Regions from separate parts of the Homo sapiens genome. Here region 1 is linked to region 2. A link is a loop called in an ENCODE intact Hi-C map of the cell type or tissue named here. Cell type or tissue: mucosa of descending colon. All regions are shown on one strand. Each heading gives the region's core, and the rest is flanking DNA. Links, peaks and the distances in the headings are about the cores only.

Region 1 (5,390 bases), core at 264-5,263, 220 kb before region 2:
CATTATTAGGTTTTGTCTATTAAAATTACTTTAATTCTTACAATATATTTTAGAATATTGAATAGAAAAAATAAAGTTTCTATTAACATGTTTGGAATTTAATGTAGAAGAGCTCATATGAAGTAAATTAGAATTTGGAGTGGTTGATGTTATTTCACTTGTTCTGTTTCTCCAGTATTCTTAAGACAACTGACTGCGTAGTAACAAACTATTAGACTATTTCTTACATTTAATATCTTGGCTTTTTTAACGAAGGGCAAACAATTACAGCATTTATATGAAAATATACCTTTAGCTAGAAGCAATGTTTGTACCATATATTTAGAAGTAAAGATGTGACTATGAAACATAGTGAATTGCATAGGTCTAATGAGTCTGGTGAGTCAGTTGTTTAATGAAAATGAATCGAATTGAGTAAAGCTCCAAGTGTATCCACTGGAGTAAATGAATGTTCTAAATTCTGTAGAAAGCAACTGGAGTGTGTCACACAAGCATCCAAAGAAAACAGGTGGTGATTTCAGATTTCCCAGGTGAGGATTACAATCAAGTTGCAATTGTGGATCTCTCCTGTGTAAGAGCAAATACGGATTGTTCTTTAAAGTCATGCTCTGCTGGTGTTCTGTTTGCTGCAGACACTGCCTTTTCAAGCGATGTCTCGTTTACAGGCAGGTAAATTCATCCTTTTGCCAAGGACATTCGTAATTGTCAGAGCCTTTGCTGTTTTCTTTGACTGGGGTGAATCAGCTGTTTAACTAAACAGTGACTATACATGCTCACGCATTTCTTCTTTCTTCCCCAGCTGTACCTTTCTTTCATGTTTTATGAAATGCCCCCTGCTAATCAAAGCCAAACAGTGCATAATGGACTTTCGTGAAAGCTGAAATGTATTTATTTCAAGTGTGGAGCATTTGAGCAAGCTGTGATTTAATCTTTGCTATCTGTTTTTCCTTGTCAAGTGATTGGCAGGAGGAGGCAAGCACAATCCATTTTTCTGATTAATACACTGCCATGCACTTTGATTTCCTCCACATGAAGGTTACAAAGACTGCTGGTGCCATCAAGGAAAAGATGAGTTCTCATATAGGAAAATGTCAAATGCATCCTGTTTTGTGAAGATAGCTGAGGCCGTGAGGTTCAATGTAAGAATCAGGGCTTTGGAGTCAGAGAGGCCTGGGAATAGATTCAGCTCACCAACTTCTTTTTTTTTTTTTTTTTTTTTTTTTTTTTTGAGACAGAGTCTCGCTCTGTTGCCCAGGCTGGAGTGCAGTGGCGGGATCTCGGCTCACTGCAAGCTCCGCCTCCCGGGTTCACGCCATTCTCCTGCCTCAGCCTCCCAAGTAGCTGGGACTACAGGCGCCCGCCACTACGCCCGGCTAATTTTTTTGTATTTTTAGTAGAGACGGGGTTTCACCGTTTTAGCCGGGATGGTCTCGATCTCCTGACCTCGTGATCCGCCCGCCTCGGCCTCCCAAAGTGCTGGGATTACAGGCGTGAGCCACCGCGCCCGGCCTCAGCTCACCAACTTCTTTGCCTTAAACAGGTGCTTTACTACCTGGCATTACTCCATGGGCCACCCAACCCATCCTACCGGTATCATTTACCCACCTAAATCCTACCAGAATAACATTTTTGAGTCAGTACCAGTCTACAGATAAGTCTTACAGTCATGTTTGGCAGCATTTTCTGTTTCTCCTGGCAGTAAGGTGATACGTGTCTTTCAATGAATAGGATTGGTTTTCAATTCAATGAAATATTATAATCCTTATGAATTTCCATTTCATCACAGGAAAACAAATTTAGCAGTTCTTACTTCCAGCAGTTGTGTTAAGCATTGACTCTGGTGCATATATAAAGTAACTGGCAGATAATAGAAGTTCATTTATCATTAATCACACTCTTCCATCATTTTTCTAGTGTAATTACTGCAAAGGTTGTGAATAACAAATTGTTATAAGAAGGAACTTTTCTGTATTTTCACAAATGGAAATGAGCTATTTCATGGAATTAATGTGAGCTAATATTCAAAAATTTCCTTTCTTCTCTTAAATTACTCTTTAAGAGAAGGTAAGGGGACATTTAAAGGAAGGATATTTCTTTAATTTGTCAGTTTATTTTCCCTATGTACGTAAAGTTATTGATTATAGTATTTCCAGAGCTCATAAGTCAATCAGACGATTATCATTTAATACATTATTGATAATATATTATAAAATAATATTAAGCAGTTACTATATTTCCTAAAGGCACATGACCACTAGTTGTGTCTTAAGCAATTAACAAAATAGATTCTATTCATTATCGTAATATTGAATTGTTATTGACTCCCATGGTCAAGCAATTTAACATTATATACTCACTGTAACAGACTTAAAATGAGAATAAGGGCTTATTTAATTTGGGACTTAATGACTAAAAGGTAACCTGAATTTGAAAATATTTCACATTGCCAGTGTCTTCACATTATGAAGGTCTATGGGTTGAATAGGGTGTTGAGGTATAAACATTTCTTTGAAGTTGAGGTAAGGCAGATTGAATTATACACTTGTTGGAGTACTTGCAACGTGAACTTCTAAAGTTCATTTCAACTCCTGCTTATGTCTCACTTAAGCCCATATCTCCAAAACAATTAACCTCTTGAATGCAGAGAGCATGTCAGGGTGATTTTGGTTTATACGTGGATAAAGTAAGCACCTCTGTGATAAATGATTTATCTACTTTCTTAATTTTAAATAGAAGCAACCCTTTATGTAATTCTAAATAAATTTGCAAATTCAAGAAATCTGTTTTTAATATACTGGGATTAGGTTCTTCTAATATTTTTAATATTGGTGATAGTGATCCAACTAACAATTACTTCTTGGTAAAACATATATGGTTAGTAACAATACTATTTTTTTCTCAACTATTGTGTCTGCTAAACATTTTTTAAGTGTTTGGAATCCTAAGTACAAATTCATTTTGATATTAGACTATTTTTTTCTGTAGAACTGGGGATAAAACAGGAAGAGAAAGTATATGCTTGGTAACAATAGTTGTCTTTAAATGATAGGATTTTAGAGTAGCTCTTTGAAAAAAAATGCCTCAAAATAGCGCATCTTAGTTTGAAAGCTTAATCCTAAATAAATGAATTACATAAGATGGCTACATAACTGGAAAAAAGAGGGTGAAAAAAGAGGGGAAGTAAACAATTTCCTCCAAAACAAGCATTTAAATTAGGAAGAGATTACAAACAAAAACCCTAATCTAATTTGTATTAATTACATAATTTACAGTTTTCTTTTTTCTATATCTTCTCCTCCATTTCTGCTTTTTCTCTTTCTTTCTTTCTCTCCCTTATTGCATTAGCTCTTTGTTTAGATTTGGAAATTTGCTGATTCTTTATGAATATAATTTGTTCTTTTAATTCATGGGTGGCAGGTGGAACCCTTCAAAATAACCATTCAATTGAGTCAAAACAGGTATTTAAGGGGGTTTAAATTGCTAGACAAATGTAGGATATTAACTGCCTTATAATTCTGAACAGTTTAATTTATCTGACAGCATAAATGTTTGAAATGTTAATGTGCTTGACTTTCTTTTCTCTTTTTTTTAAATCCCTTTCTTTTCTCTATTGCTTAGTTTCTTTGATTTTTGTTGTTTTATTTTGCATTCATTAGTTCAAGAGGTTAGAGAAAAACAGAAGTCATCTCAACACTGGCCTGTTCAGATGCAAAATTAACCCCTCAGCCACCTTACACACACACACACACACACACACACACACACGCACACTCTCACGTCCATGTATATGTACATATACAGACATAGAACTTATCTCTATGGCATATGCGCACCTTAGAAAAGTAAAAATCTCACGTGAAGAGTCTAATGTTCCTTATTTCTATTTTTGTAGTAGAAAAGAATCAGTGGAAGTAAAGAAAAATAAGTACATTTTGTTCACAAGTCTGGTACTCATGGTGATTGACAAGATTTCAAATAAAGGGTACTGCATCTCAGATTGACTGCTACCCCTACAATGTTAGAAAATGATAAGGAAATGGCCACATCCCAATAGATAAGCCAATGTATAGAGAATGCATAACTCTCAGAAGTAACTGACAGTAACATAAATCTGAAAAAGATTCCAAAAGTACTGGATCTGAAATAGTACAAACAATGCTTGAAGTTGGTTAAGGAGTTACCAGTTACTTGTGAGAAGGAAGTTTGCTAATGCACACAGCTTGATTTAGTGATTTCATTCTGTGATATATATACCACAGAAAAATTCTTGTCCAATGTACAAAATTGTTCCAAGTAAAATAGTAGATAATAAAATTAACCTGGAAAATGTTGCTTAAAAAATAATGAATAAATAAGTTGTGGACTATCACCAGAATGTAACATTAGGTAGCAATCAAAATAAATGAACATAGATGCATAACTTAAATTAACAAGTATAATATTTAGCTAAAGATTATATAATAGAAGAATATAGCATTTAACTTTTAATATACATTTCAAAAACTAGCAAAATGAAAAATATATTGTAAAATATGTTGATTATATATTTATATGTACATATATGTGGGGTTTGTATGTATACATAGATAATATGTGTAGTAAAAATGAAAATAAAAGCAAAGAAAATGACAGCAATTTTTTTTTTTTTGAGACAGAGTCTCGCTCTGTTGCCCAGACTAGAGTGCAGTGGTGCAATCTCGGCTCACTGAAACCTCCACCTCCCGAGTTCGAGCAATTCTCCTGCCTCAGCCTCCCTAGTAGCCAAGATTACAGGCATGTGCCACCACACCCGGCTAATTTCTTTTTTTATTTTTAGTAGAGACAGGGTTTCACCATGTTGGCTAGGCTGCTCTTGAACTCCTGACTTCAGGTGATCCGCCCGCCTTGGCCTCCCAAAGTGCTGGGATTACAGGCATGAACCACCACGCCCAGCCAACAGCAAAAATTTTAAGACCTCTAGAGAGCAAAGCAAGGAACACCAGTGGGTTTCAAAGGTAAGTAAAATTCTCAAATTATCAATGTCGTTACTGAAAGTTGGAATTTGTGTTAGTAATTATTTTAGCTATCATATATATTACATATATTTTCGCATGCATGAAATGTAAGAAATATTTTAAAATAGAAATAAAAAAATAAGTAATATAAACCCCTTTAAAAATAAATATTATTGGGAGTAGTCATTTGCCCTTTATGGAAATAAAAATTGGAGTAACCTCTTCAAAACAAATTTGTCAGTATGTATATAAGAAATTCAAAATGTGTCTACCATTTGCCCCAGCATACCACTTCCAGAAATTTCTCCTAAAAATATACTTACGGGTGTGTGCAAGGTCGCAGTTATAAGGATGCTTTATCCCCTGTACTGTGATTTATGATAGCAGAAATTATGG
Region 2 (5,390 bases), core at 257-5,256:
AGAAAAGTTCTCTGCCCTCCCTCTATTTGCCTAAAAGCAGGACACAGACTTACAAAGACAAAAGGTATTCTGTGCCCACTCACCTACTACCACAGAGAACAAAGGCTAATTACTGAAGGCAACTTTAGAGCTTTATCAGCCTGGAGAGGGTCAGAGGAATCTATATTAACAGGCTTTGCTAACATTTATCTGCCAATTATTTGCCTTTCCACAAGTTGCAGCCTCTAGAGACTCAAAGCCCTTTTTCTATGTCTTGTCAGTTCTCTAAAAATGTACTGTTTTTGTTGAAGATGCTATATAAACTCAAATTCAAACTCACCTCTTTGAGAATTTTTCATTTCCTGGGTGTGTTCCATTTATATATGAAATCTGCATGTTAATGAACTTCTGTTTGTTCTTCTCTTGTTAATCTGTTAATCTGTTTTTTGTAACAGGGATGTGTTTCAACTAAGAATATATGGGATTTACTCTTTCTTCCCCTGTAGAATCTTGTGGACATAAGAGTAATATTGAGATGATGATTCATAAGCAGGGAAACCACTAATTTCAGAATTCTATCCTAAACAGTTAACTTGTTTGAGTTTGTTAAACGTTAAATATATATAGTCCTTTGCTTTCGAAATTCTTTTCTCATATAAATAAATATTTGTTCTTCAGTAAGGTAGGCCGAGAGATGCCATAGATAGAAAAAAGAGAAAACATTCATAAGTATTAAAGTTACAAAAATAAGAATCATAAATCCTATAAATCAGCAGGGAAGGAAGGAAGGAAGGAAGCAGGGAAGGAAGGGAGGAAGGGAAAGGAATTTACTTGCAGGTATGTTTTAAGAGTGGTTTTGACAGCAGAATGCTAAATTTCCTAGGTATTTTGGGAAATGCAAGAAAATCAGATTATGAAGTGTAGGAGGCTGATAAAGTGTAGGCCCTGTGGATCTGTTCTCTCAGGATAAGCCATCACAAAACCGAACAAACTTTTACAAAAAGGAATTCAGATATATATAGAAGGCAGTAAATAAAACAGAGGCAGCTGCTTGTTTATATCCTGGTGTACTTTCACACTCTGAAGCCACTGACACACAGAGGTGCTGACAAAGATCAGAAGGACAGTGAACAAACACAACACCAAAACAAACTCTGCTGTGCCCTTTCTTGACAGCAGGGCTCAGAGCAGAGTCCCTCCAACTTCCTCAAGCTCCTCTGGTTCCTGAGAAATGTAGCCATGAGAACTCTCTTTTCATAACTCAGACATAAACAATCTAAGGTGAAAAAAATATCAAAGCTGTGTGCTTCCTTAGAAAGTAGGCATGTTCAAATCACATCATGTCATTATTTCTCAACCTACAGACTGAATTTTTTTTAAAGTTCAGACCAAACAGTTAATAATGGGGTTAAATAAAACAGAGAAATTTATACCCTCTGAAGGTGCTATATTAAGCAATAAAATTCAATGATGTCATGCAAACAATTGGGCCTTGAAATATTATTCTTTATTACCAAGAAAAATAAGGACAGGTCTCCAAATAACAACAAAACATCACTGTCAACCATATTCCAAATAAATCACACAATCACAAGAAAAAAAAAACAAATAAAACTCTAGCAATAAACATAAGCGTGCATAGGCATTCTTCCAATGTGAGGACCACACTTAAGAGACTCGGTTAAATGCTGAGCTGGATCTCTTATTCACAAATTTCCTTGAATGTTACATTATCATGTTACATTTACTAAGCCTTATACAATATCATTTTGATAAATGATTTTAAAGAGATTTAGGATATATCACTCCGATATATACCATCCTGGCATCTTGATTATTTTGAATAAAAACAAATTGCACTCAACCAACACAGAAACAGTTCTTCATCTTCCACTCAACTGCCTAAAATAAAGTTCCCTTTCGTAAAGAAGATTTATATCCATGCGGGATTTTTTTTTTTTCTTTTTTTTTTTAGTAAGGATATCTGTAACAGGAAGCGAGCTGCTCCCAGACAACTTTTATTACCTAAGAGAGTTTTGTCTGCATAACAAGGCAACCTTTGTTCACCATACATTTCTTCTCCTCACGCTGCGATAATTTGACTCTACCACCTCTCAGGAGCCTCAAGCCCCTGTTTCTTTCTATAGCTCAGGATGTGATATAGACTTTCTTCATCTGGCCCTTCTTTGACTCTAATATTTTTGTGGGACTCCTGTGCACAGAACCAAACAAATTTACAAAAAGGAATTCAGAGATATATAGAAGGCAGTAAAGAAAATAGAGGCAGCTGCTTCTTTTTATCTTGGAGTACTTTCACAGTTTGGAGCCACTGACACACAAAGGTGCTGGCAAAAATCAGGCTGGTGAACAAAACAACAAACACTGAAGCAAACCCTGCCATTTTCCTTTTTTAGTGGCTAATCTTGCCTGGTTATTTGATGAGATTCCTGGGTTGGGAGGGTGGGTGGTGCATCTTAACGCAATTGCATTTCTTTTGAACATGTTTCCTTAGTCCAATAAGGAAATTCCAGATGTTGCAGAATTTTGCTCCTTAGTTCTACTAAAACTGGGTTCTTGTGACACAACCAGGAAAAATTAGGCACACATACACATTGAATGGAATGTATTGGGTGAAAAGAAAAGAAAAGAAAAAAAGAACTATCAGCAAAGCAAGGGGGTTCCTGCTAACAGGCTGCCATCTCACAGATTGATTCCAGGACGCATACATGAGCTGAAGACAGCAGGCTCCTCCCCTGTGTAAGACTCAAATTCTCCATAGCTCCACCCACTTCCGCCAGTGCCTGTTTCTGGCTCCAGGCCGCTGGGTGAAATGCCCAGACCAGCCCTGGGAAGCTTCTCTCATCTGCACAAAAACATCTGTTGTAAACACTTGTGGGGCAGGTTGGAGATTCTCTAGGGATCCCTTTTTATCTGCCTAGGCATGTGGCTGTCTCACAGAGACAGTCCCTCCCCGTACTAGGGGGTAAGGAGAAACAAGAGAAGGGTAGAAAGTTAGGCTGCTTTTTGGACCTCGCGATTTCTTTTAATTCAAAGTACTAAGCATGCCAAACTCCATACTTCGGAGTATTGTTCTCTGCATCCAACAGCTGCATAGCAATCTAGAAGGAAAACCTCAAGATTCGGCTTCGTTCTCTGCACTACTAGTGAGAGACAAATAAATTTCTTTTGAGCCATTGTCACTTTGAGTATCTTTGTTACAGGAGCATGGACTATACCCTAACTAATACTAGTGGCATCATTCTCACGTACTCTTCCATTGCTTGCCCTTTAATTCTATATTACATTGTGAGGTTTATCCATGTCTATGCATCTACCTATAATTTATTCATTTTTCCTGCTTCATACCAGTATTATGTTGTACATTATAAAACACAAATGTATAAAAAGGAAAATCATGTCTTCCAAGTAACTCATGAGTTAAAGATGGAGTCATGGTGAAACGTATAACATACTTGTGTTAGGGCAGGCAGATAGCTAGACATGAGGAGGAGGGGGAGCCCTGAGAAAAGGGAGGTCTGGACCTCCAGGGACCACCTGAAACCTGCATGTTAGATATGGGCAAGGAGGAGGGGAAATTTCTAGGCAGAAAGAACGCCCATTAAGATGCCAAGTAATCATTCACTCTGCAGTTAACCTGTCAGAATGTAGCTAGATGCATGTTGTAAGGGGAAGAAGGCAAAGAAGAAATGCCTAAGAGATACACAGGCACAAGCACAACCCCTGTAAAACCTTCCTGGGGGCAGGGTGCGGTAATGAGCAATGCAACCATTAAGTAAAATTTATATCCAACACCAGGCCCATGCACGTGCACCAACTAATAGGAAGGGAGGGTCCCACAAGCCTGGGGTGGGAAAGGAGAGGACTTAAAAAATAGGAGCGGGAAAACCAGACAAAGAAAAATGGCGGAGACTTCAGACATTGATGGGTAGGAACTTCAAGAAAAAATCCAGCTTCATAAAAACCCAACGCAGAGCTTTCAGACTGCTGCTGGATCACTCCCTTGCAGTAACCTGCTCTGCCTCATCTTTCAGAGTGTACTGTCTCTCTAAATAAACTCTCTGCTCTGTATTTTCCTTCAATAAATTCTCTTTTAAGCTAAATTAATTCGTTAGCAGCGTTCTTTCTCCAAGTAAGACTAATAACCTAGGATGAGTGCACTGCCTAGTAACATTTATAGTTGAAATCAACACAAATTTAAAAACTTCTGAGATGCAAAGAAAGTGTTATTTAGGAAATACCTATAACCTTAAAGTGCACATTTAAAAAATACTGAAAACGTCCATGTGCGGTGGCAAACACCTGTAATCCCAGCACTTTGGGAGGCCAAGGCGGGCGGATCACTAGGTCATCCTGGCAGATCGAGACCATCCTGGCTAACACAGTGAAACCCCGTCTCTACTAAAAATACAGAAGATTAGCTGGGCGTGGTGGCGGGCGCCTGTAGTCCCAGCTACTCCGGAGGCTGAGGCAGGAGAATGGTGTGAACCCAGGAGGCGGAGCTTGCAGTGAGCCGAGATCGTGCCACCGCACTCCAGCCGGGGCGACAGAGCGAGACTCCATCTCTAAAAAAACAAACAAAAAACAAGCAAGCAAACAAACAAAACTGAAAATAAATTAAGTCTTAATTTCAAGAAGCAAGGAAAAGATAAATTTTAAAAATAAAAGAAAATATTAAAGGTAATGAAAGAAGAAAAAATCACCAATAACCCACAAAACCCTTAAAAGCATAAATTAATATTATTGTAGGGGCCAGGCGTGGTGGCTCAGGCCTATAATCCCGGCACTTTGGGAGGCGGAGGCAGTCGGATCACAAGGTCAGTAGTTCGAGACCAGTCCAACCAACATTGTGAAGCCCCATCTTTACTAAAAATACAGAATTAGCTGGGCATGGTAGCACATGCCTGTAATCCCAGTTACTCGGGGGGCTGAGGCAGGAGACTCGCTTGAACCCAGGAGACAGAGGTTGCAGTGAGCCGAGATCACGCCATTGCACTCCACCCTGGCAAGTAGAGCGAAACTCTGTCTCAATAATAATAATAATAATAACAATAACAATAATATTGTGGGATGTCTAGTTGGGGAAACAAAGTATGCTTATGTGTGTGTGTGAGGGAGAGAAGGAGAATTTGATGTTTTATATAAAAACCCTTGAGAATACTAAAAGTATTGAAAAATAATTATACTGTCCTTCAGATTAATGCATAGAACTAGGCTAAGATAAAGTTTATTCAAGGCCTATATTTTAAATTCATTAATTGTTAACAATGTATAAGTAGCAATATTAGGATAAAAATATTTCCCTATGTTTTAATTAGCGTGATTTTTATAGAATGACAGTCTAACATAAAGCAAGTGCTCAGTAAATTCACCTAGAATAAATAATTAAATGC

What was found. Hi-C counts contacts between places; a loop is a spot of excess contacts. Peaks named below come from ENCODE experiments on the same cell type or tissue, not always from the same donor. Only the 100,000 strongest peaks of a DNase experiment are listed, where the experiment ranks them.
Region 1: it touches region 2 in a loop (4-fold over the local background); 2 of 110 quality-filtered maps call a loop at or near these places.

The regions. Positions count from the first base shown.
Region 1 is chr13:81,171,920-81,177,309 of GRCh38, forward strand. No RefSeq gene overlaps it. Among named protein-coding and RNA genes, the nearest start is that of LINC00564, 52 kb to the right of the region's middle. In mucosa of descending colon, for the core only: no CTCF peak of the experiment used is centred there; no DNase peak of the experiment used is centred there.
Region 2 is chr13:81,392,762-81,398,151 of GRCh38, forward strand. No RefSeq gene overlaps it. Among named protein-coding and RNA genes, the nearest start is that of LINC00564, 170 kb to the left of the region's middle. In mucosa of descending colon, for the core only: no CTCF peak of the experiment used is centred there; a DNase peak (open chromatin) is centred at 2,780.